2 separate regions of the Homo sapiens genome follow, and region 1 is linked to region 2. The links are chromatin contacts, found by Hi-C or POLR2A ChIA-PET in ENCODE. All regions are on one chromosome and are shown on one strand. The core of a region is the stretch at or near the end of the contact, and the rest is flanking DNA. Distances in the headings are between cores, read along the strand shown. Region 1 overlaps TMEM154 (transmembrane protein 154). Region 2 has its middle 48 kb from the start of MIR4453.

What was found. A loop is a pair of places that touch in the nucleus more often than their neighbours do. ChIA-PET counts read pairs that join two places held with the same protein, here RNA polymerase II (POLR2A). Pooled maps may share reads with other maps.
Region 1: a pooled map shows a loop between it and region 2 (2.1-fold over the local background). The contact joins two enhancer-like sites. A Hi-C loop is called at or near these places in 1 of 37 single-sample maps with no recorded cell type and 3 of 50 pooled maps. POLR2A ChIA-PET finds 5 or more read pairs at or near these places in 4 of 52 experiments (AG04450, OCI-LY7 and activated CD4-positive, alpha-beta T cell).

What each region holds. Positions count from the first base shown.
Region 1 is chr4:152,661,480-152,665,554 of GRCh38, forward strand. The region is part of intron 1 of TMEM154 (transmembrane protein 154); the gene reads right to left. Among named protein-coding and RNA genes, the nearest start is that of TMEM154, 16 kb to the right of the region's middle. RefSeq lists enhancers at 2,115-2,184, 2,275-2,354. Within about 2 kb of position 2,357, at least 4 of the 41 ENCODE cell types and tissues checked have a DNase peak (open chromatin) inside an H3K27ac peak, as active enhancers do.
Region 2 is chr4:152,582,715-152,586,747 of GRCh38, forward strand. No RefSeq gene overlaps it. Among named protein-coding and RNA genes, the nearest start is that of MIR4453, 48 kb to the left of the region's middle. Within about 2 kb of position 2,582, at least 2 of the 41 ENCODE cell types and tissues checked have a DNase peak (open chromatin) inside an H3K27ac peak, as active enhancers do.

The sequences.
Region 1 (4,075 bases), core at 1,107-3,606, 79 kb after region 2:
ATGAAGAAACTGAATCTTGAATGTCTTGCCCTTGCCCTGGGGTGCAATCCTGTCATTTATATTGTTAATTTCTACTGAGTTTTGAAGGTGCATTTCCTCAAGCATAGGTGACAAATAACAGATGAGGGTCTGGTCATAGCTCTGCCACTTTGTACTTATAGAATTTGGACAAATTACTTTTCTCTTGATGACTTAATGCTCTAATCTGTACAACTAAGGAGTGATCCCCAAGGTCCCATCTATTTCCACATCTCTGTTGATTCCAAAGTGTTCTACCTTGTTTTTAAGTAGTTTTTGAATAGGTAATCTGCACATGGTACTCAGTTCAGAAAGGAAGTTTCGCTACCACCCTTTCCCCAAGTTACTCAGTTTCCTTGCCCAGAAGTAACCACCGTTTCTGCTCCTTTGAGAGAAACTCTATGCATATACAAGTATAAGTATTGTTTCCTGTTTTCTCTTTTTGACACAAATGGTAGCACAATTTATATACTTTCTGCCCCTTGCTTTTTTCACTTAAAATTTTATCTTGAAGATCATTCCATGACTGTATAGAGAGCTTTTTTCCCCATTGTTTGAATGTATTATAATCTTTTCCTATTGACAGAGATTTAGGTTCTGTTGTGTTTCCAACAATACTGCAATAAACCTCTCTGCTCATCCTTCAGTTTGCACACAGGCAAGCAAGTTCTACAGTGTATCTAAAAATGGGGAGAGCATGAGAGGGTGTTAGGTGCAGGGTAAGAGGGGACAGCATCAAACTACTCTTGGTGGTCTGATCAGAAAAATTCTCTAAGACAACCCTAGTACTCCAGTTTCCACATAATGAGAATTGACAGAAACTAAGGGAAGAACCAGGTGTGCAGGGAGTCTGGGATGTCAAAGGGAGGAAAGTTGAAAACACTGGGGATCAGCTCCAAGAGTTTGTGCAAGGAGGAATCAAATGTCATCAAAAGGTGAGCTGGCAAACAAAGATGAGCCATAGAATCAGATCAGCAGCCAGGAGTGGATTGCCAAGGTGACAAGGTAAGAGTTAGGAAGAAAATCAGAAGTGTACACCAACAAGGTGGAAACCAGAGGAGGTGCCAAAGGCCACAAAAGTATGGATGCGGAGGGCAGCTCAAGGGATTTCCCCCAAAACATGACAGGTGTCCCTCCCATGGCCTATGGGTTAACAGCCACTCTTAATGCAGTGGACATGGGGCCCCCTAAAACCACTGTGTTTAAAGAAACACTGACTAAGGCCCATAATCGTCCATGGAGATTTCCTGCGGGCGGCATCCTGGGCTTCTTGGGTGAAAGTGACCTTTTACAACTTTGGGAGTCCAGCCACTGTGGAGGAAGGCAGAACTCTCTTTCAGGAAATAAGTCTGGAGGTGAACCCTCCAGAACACACAGGGGTACTTCCCTGTGCTGCGCTCCAGGACTCCAAGGACATAACCATAGCATCGTGGAAGGAAGACAGGATTTGAATTCAGAAGAGCTAGGCTTGAGACTGGCTGCTGCCCTCTGCACCCTTGGGGCCTGGGAAGAATTCCCTCCCTCTCTAATTCTCCATTTCCTAAAAGCCAAAAAAGTAGGCCTTCTGCTCTGTCTAGCCCATAGTGTTCATATGAAAGTAAATGAAATAAGAACTGTTAAAATGCTTTAGGAGCCATAAAGCACCATACACGGGCCAGGTATTTGTGTCTTTGTTATTTTCTTCATCCATCACCTGTTCTCTTTCCCCCATCTCTGTACTTGCCTGTTTCTCTGCTGTTCCCCAGAAGGTTAATCTGCCTGGTATAACTTCCTCATTTTACTGCTACTTTACTTCCTTATCTAAATTTGGGCATATTTCAGGGTAAAAGAGGTGGGGCTAGAGGTAAAACTAGCAAAGCTACAGAAGACAGAAATAGGACACAGGGTTAGAGGGCAAAGAGAGAGGCATTAACAAGCAAAAGAATAGAAAAGAAGAAATAAGGAACACAACAGGTTAGAAGCAGAAAGGTGTGTGAAGGTCAGTCTTGCGTGGCTTCATGCCCTGCATGGGACCAAACTCCCAGATCACTGGGTGTGAGGGCCGAGGCTGGTAGCCTCATAAGCTGCAGATTTGGCAGAAGCCCCTGCTGTTAGGTGGCCAAGTCACAGTCATCTCAAGTGACCGCAACACAAACTCTCCCAGGAAGTCTCTCTCCGTTTCACCAGTTCTCTTTCTCTCTGGTCAGATAATGTAGCATTTTAAAGAGATAATGGAAGTGGTCAGTCATGTGAATGATGAAACTAAGCTGCAATACTTCACTTTATTGTTTATCCAAAAATCTTAAGATCACTTGATAATAAACTGCACAGTGTACAGAGTCACTTACAAATACTTATTGACAATATTCACGCAGACACATCTGGGATTCATCTTTCACACATCTGGTGAGGATGTATGGGGAAATCCTTGTAAATGGGAAGAAATGTTTGAGGTAACGCCTGGCAGCCCCAACAGCTGGGCAGCACAGTGTCCCCATTATCCCTGCTCAGGGCATTATCACTAAATGGAAATGACTCTGCTTCTCCAGGAAGCAAACTAGCTAACTTCTCTTTTTCTGAAAGTGAAACAAATGTGCAACCAACACATACGTGCACTGTTTACAATAGCAAAGACATGGAACCAACCCAAATGCCCATCAATGATAGACTGGATAAAGAAAATGTGGTACATATACACCGTGGAATACTATGCAACCATAAAAAAGAATGAGATCAGGCCCTTTGCAAGGACATGGATGAAACTGGAAGCCATCATTCGCAGCAAACTAACACAGGAACAGAAAACCAAACACCACATGTTCTCACTCATAAGTGGGAGTTGAACAATGACAATACATGGACACAGGGAGGGGAACAACACACACTGGGGCCTGTCGTGGCGGGGGGGTACAAGGGGAGGGAGAGCATTAGGACAAATACCTAATACATGCAGGGCTTAAAACCTATATGATGGGTTGATAGGTGTAGCAAACCGCCATGGCACACATATACCTATGTAACAAACCTGCACACTGGAATTTAAAGTAAAATTTTTTTAAAGCTTAATTAATAAACACAAAAATATGTTATAAAACTGCAACCAAGCTCTAGCTTTTAAAGTTAGAAGAAGAAAGTATTATAAACTTACTGAAAGACTGTCACATTAGTAATACAATGTGAAATAAAACAATGACAAGAGAATGCTACTAAACTCAGGATGTCATGAAGTATGTTGGACCACAGTCAGATGCCCCATTCTTTCATTTGTCAATTATGTGAACTCCATGTGCAAATTATTTAAACAATTTTATAGTTAAGATGGTAAAATGAAAGAAAACATGTCAGATGTCAAGCCCTCAAACTCTTCCCTGCGTTGTGGAGTAACTGACATGTTTGAATTTCAGGATGATCAAGAAATCACACCCAAAAGCCTGACTCCTTTTCATTCTCCTGTATATAATGAAGAGCCTGATTAGCATTAGAAGAAGGAGAGAAAAACAAACCAGGAAGTCTTCCAGTGGTTCTCAGCCTAGTCTGCCCATAGAATCACTGAGGCATCTTTCAATAACCTGATGCCCACACCATACCCCAAACTCAGTTACATCAAAATACCTGAGGGTGCAGCTTCTAGGGAGAACGAAGCAGGAGGATCACTTGAGTCCAGTCCAAGGCTGAATGAGCTATGATCACACCAGTGCACTCTAGCCTGGGTAATCGAGCAAGACCCTGTTCTAAATATCGATCAATCTAAATATTTAGGGGTAGAACCCAGGTCTCAATAATTTTTACAGTTCTCCTTGTGGCTCCAGGACGCAGCTGAAGTTGTGTCTCACTTCTCTAGACCCTGCCCACTTCTGGCCTCCCCTGAGCCACACCAGATCATTCCCTGTCTTGTTCTCTATGGTCCTCGGTGAATTTGAGAAAAATTAGAGGTCAAGGAGTTGGATGCCAAAGGCTTGCCTAGCAGCTGCCAACTCTATCACCAGAATACAATAGCTTAAAAATCATCACTGAAGTCTCAAGAACCTGGAAGAGTCTAGCTAGGATATGAGAGAGGGCTGTGACAATCACACCTTCC
Region 2 (4,033 bases), core at 1,332-3,831:
AATGCAGGAAGAGAAAACCAAATACTACATGTTCTCACCTGCCAGTGGAAGTTAAACACTGAGTGCACATGGACACAAAGAAAGGAACAATAGACACTGGAATCTACTTGAGGATGGAGGGTGAGAGGAGGGTGAGGATCGAACAACTACCTGTTGGGTGCTATGCTTATGACTTGGGAGATGAAAAAATCTGTACACCAAACCCCTGTGACACCAAAGTTACCTATATAACAAACCTGTATATGTACCCCGAATGTAAACAAAAGTTGGAAAGAACAAACAAACATAATAAATAAAACCACAGTGCCTTTCACTTTCTCCCTGGCTTTCATATGGCATCAGCTTTGACCACTCCATTACAGTTTCTCCTCTTGCGATGAGAGACGATCCCTCTCCACCTTCTCCAGACACTCTCCTGCCTGCTTTCCCGACCTCACGTTCCCCTGGCGCCCTTCCTGCTTCTTCAGCCATTCCTTCTCAGGCTCTTTTCCGGCTTCTCCTCCACAACATGGTCTTTAAATGTTGGGATTTTCCAGGCTCCAATCCAGGGCCCTCATTTATTCTCTCACAATATCCTCTCCCTAGGGCAGTTCATCTATTCTCCTCATTTTAATTACTTCCCCACCCTCCTCTCTAGGCTCATATACCCCACATATTCACACTACCCCTACTTATCAAACTGCCTACCTGCCATTTCCCTTGTTTTACTGAAGGTGGAAGATGCTGGTGGAAATAATCACAGAAGCATCATAGAGAAAGGCCATCTTTAAGAATTCAGAACTTTCCTCTGCCAGTGTTTATGGGAAGAGATAATGTCAATAACTGTTAAACAAGGCTGCTCTTGTTGAATTATCAGCAAAAATAAAGAAGTCATTTGATCTGACAAAATGAGTGACAAAAGGGGTATATCATCATGAAACGGGTTCTGATAAAATGTTCAAACATCTGGGATTCTCTCAGAGTTGGATATCCCTTCCTGGTTTATGAAAAATGCATTTTTAGAAAATACCTGGCTTGAATTCCTTCCATTTTGTTAATTTGGTAGGCAGTTCAAAATATCAAATAGTGTGAATTAGCCAGTCTATTCAAATGTTTCAGAAGGGAAGGAGTGTGCAGTAAGTGACATTATAGAACTAGAAAGCAAGATAATTTTATAATATTCCTTTAGATGTTTATTACTTTATTTAACTATACAAAACGTATGCAAATTCTTTATTATCTACCATAATGGCAAAGATGAACAGACATTTTTTTTTTTTTTGAGCCAAAATCTCACTCTGTCGCCCAGGCTTAAGTTCAGTGGCACAATCTCAGCTCACTGCAACTTCCACCTCTCAGGTTCCAGCAATTCTCCTGCCTCAGCCTCCTGAGTAGCTGGGATTACAGGTGTGTGCCACCATGCCCAGCTAATTTTTGTATTTGTAGTAGAGATGGGATTCCACCATGTTGGCCAGGCTGGTCTTGAACTCCTGGCCTCAGGTGATCCACCCACCTGGGCCTCCCAAAGTGCTGGGATTACAGGCGTGAGCCACTGTGCCTGGCCTAGAAGTATGTATTGATTTAAGTAATTACATGTGTATCTTTGGCTGCAGCATTATGTATAAGGGTTCTCTAGAGGGACAGAATTAATAGAATAGATGTATATATGAAGGGGAGTTTATTAAGGAGTATTGACTCACACGATCACAAGGTGAAGTCCCACAATAGACCATCTGCAAGCTGAGGAGTAAGGAAGCCAGTCTGAATCCCAAAACCTCACTGTAGGGATACCAACAGTGCAACCTTCAGTCTGTGGCCGAAGGCCCGAGAGCCCCGGCAAACCACTGGTCTAAGTCCAAGAGTCCAAAAGCTGAAGAACTTGGAGTCTGATGTTCAAGGGCAGGAAGCACCCAGTACAGAAGAAAGATGAAAGCCGGAAGACTCAGTAAGTCAACCTCTCCCACCTTCTTCTGCCTGCTTTATTCTAGCAGTGCTGGCAGCTAATTGGATGGTGCCCACCCACATTGAGGGTGGGTCTGCCTCTCCCAGTCTACTGACTCAAATGTTAATCTCCTTTGGCAACATCCTCACAGACATAACCAGGAACAATACTTTGCATCCTCAATCCGATCAAGGTGACACTTAGTATTAACCATCACACATTGTATCAGCATGTTTCAATTGATCAAAAAGGAAATAGCTCAAATATATAATCAGGTCTAAGGAGATCTGGGCTGAGTGACCAGGCAGGCCCTCCCAGAGGCCCTCAGTTTTTCTTTTAAATGGAATAATCCCCACATCAGAAGTGGCATTTTTGCCTGAGTGTGTGGGGTGGTGGGGAGACAGGGACTTGTTAAGATGCAAAGTTACCAACCCAAGGGAGCAAATATGCCCGTATTAGAAACAGAAACTGAGGAGAGCCGACACTGAGAAGGGTTGAATAGCAAAACCAGGGTGTTTATATCAGCCATGACTTCCGGGCAAGATAGGAGATTTTTTTTAAGATTGTACTAAAACTAGATGTTATAAACATCCTCTCTACTTCTATGAGAGCTTGTGGGGACAGCTCAACACAGAGCAAAGGATCAACTGAGAGAGAAAGAAAGAATTTCCTGGGTAACAGGCGGCCGCTGCAGGCACTTGCTGCGTGTGTATTGACAGAGGGAACACTTGCCTTCTGCTCCACACTCATACATATCTGGCTTACGACAGAAACACAGTTGACAAAGTTTCTGTTCTTAAAGGGAGTGCTTTGGGCAACTGCAGATGGGGAAAGAAAATTAACGAAGAGCCTTCATGCAAGGAAATGACCATTTTGGTGGTGACAGGCATGGATGAAGAACAGCATGGAGCCTAGAAGAGGATTCTGAATGAAAAATGTCTAGGGAAAGTAGACCCTGAGAGCCCAGCACAGACACAGTGACCCCTGTGAAATCTGGCTAAGAATCAAATTAAATCCTCAGTGAGGAGAGATTAAAGGTTAACACCGGAACTGCTCTATACATTTTTTATATTTTTAGTAGATATACATTTTGATTGGGTTAACTATTTGGTTAACTCTATATTGTTAGTTGTCAGAGTATGGATTCAATCAGTCTGAACTTATTTTTGAGCTGTATATAAAGCTCTGAGTTAAAAAAAATTTGGAGGCTTTGTTAAAGAAAGAAAGCTGTCCTTCATGAACCCCACTGCCAACTGCAATCCAGACTCCAGAGTGGACAGACCACCCTAGAGAGTGGTAAAACCAGGTAAGCAGCACCTCTTCAGGAACAGGGATGTGAGGAGGTTTATTCCTGCCTGCTCATACTTGTTTTACTTCATGCTTATAAGAATTGAGGTTAATGAACGTGACAGCTTCTGATTGTACAGTGAGAGGTTGAAGAAATAAGGAAAAGGACTAATAGAAGGTTCTTACTTTACCATCTGCCATAGTTTGGATGTTTGTCCGCTCTGGATCTCAAGTTGAAATGTGATCCCCAGTGCTGAAGGTGGGCCTAGAGGGAAGTTTTTGGAGCATGGGGGAGGATCCCTCATGAATGTCTTGGTGTCCTCCTCACAGTAATAAGTGAGTTCCTGCAAGATCTGATTGTTAAAGAGTCTAGGGTCCCTCCTACTTATTGCCTCCTTTTGCCATGTGATATTGTTAAAGAGTCTAGGGTCCCTCCTACTTTTTGCCTCCTTTTGCCATGTGATGTTGTTAAAGAGTCTGGGGTCCCTCCTACTTCTTACCTTCTTTTGCCATGTGACACACCTGCTCCCCCTTCACCTTCCACCATGAGTGGAAGCTTCCTGAGGCCCTCACCAGAAGCAATGCTGGTACCATGCTTGTACAGACTGCTGAACCAGAGCCAAATAAAACTCTTTTCTTTACAAATTACCCAGCCTCAGGTATACGTTTACAGCAATGCAAAATGGACTAACAGAACATTCGTACTGAGGAATGGGGTGTTGCTGTAAAGACATATGAAGATGTGGAAGCAGCTTTGAAACTGGGTAATGGGCAGAGGCTGGAAAACTTCTGAGGGCTCAGAAGAAGACAGGAAAGTTTGGAACT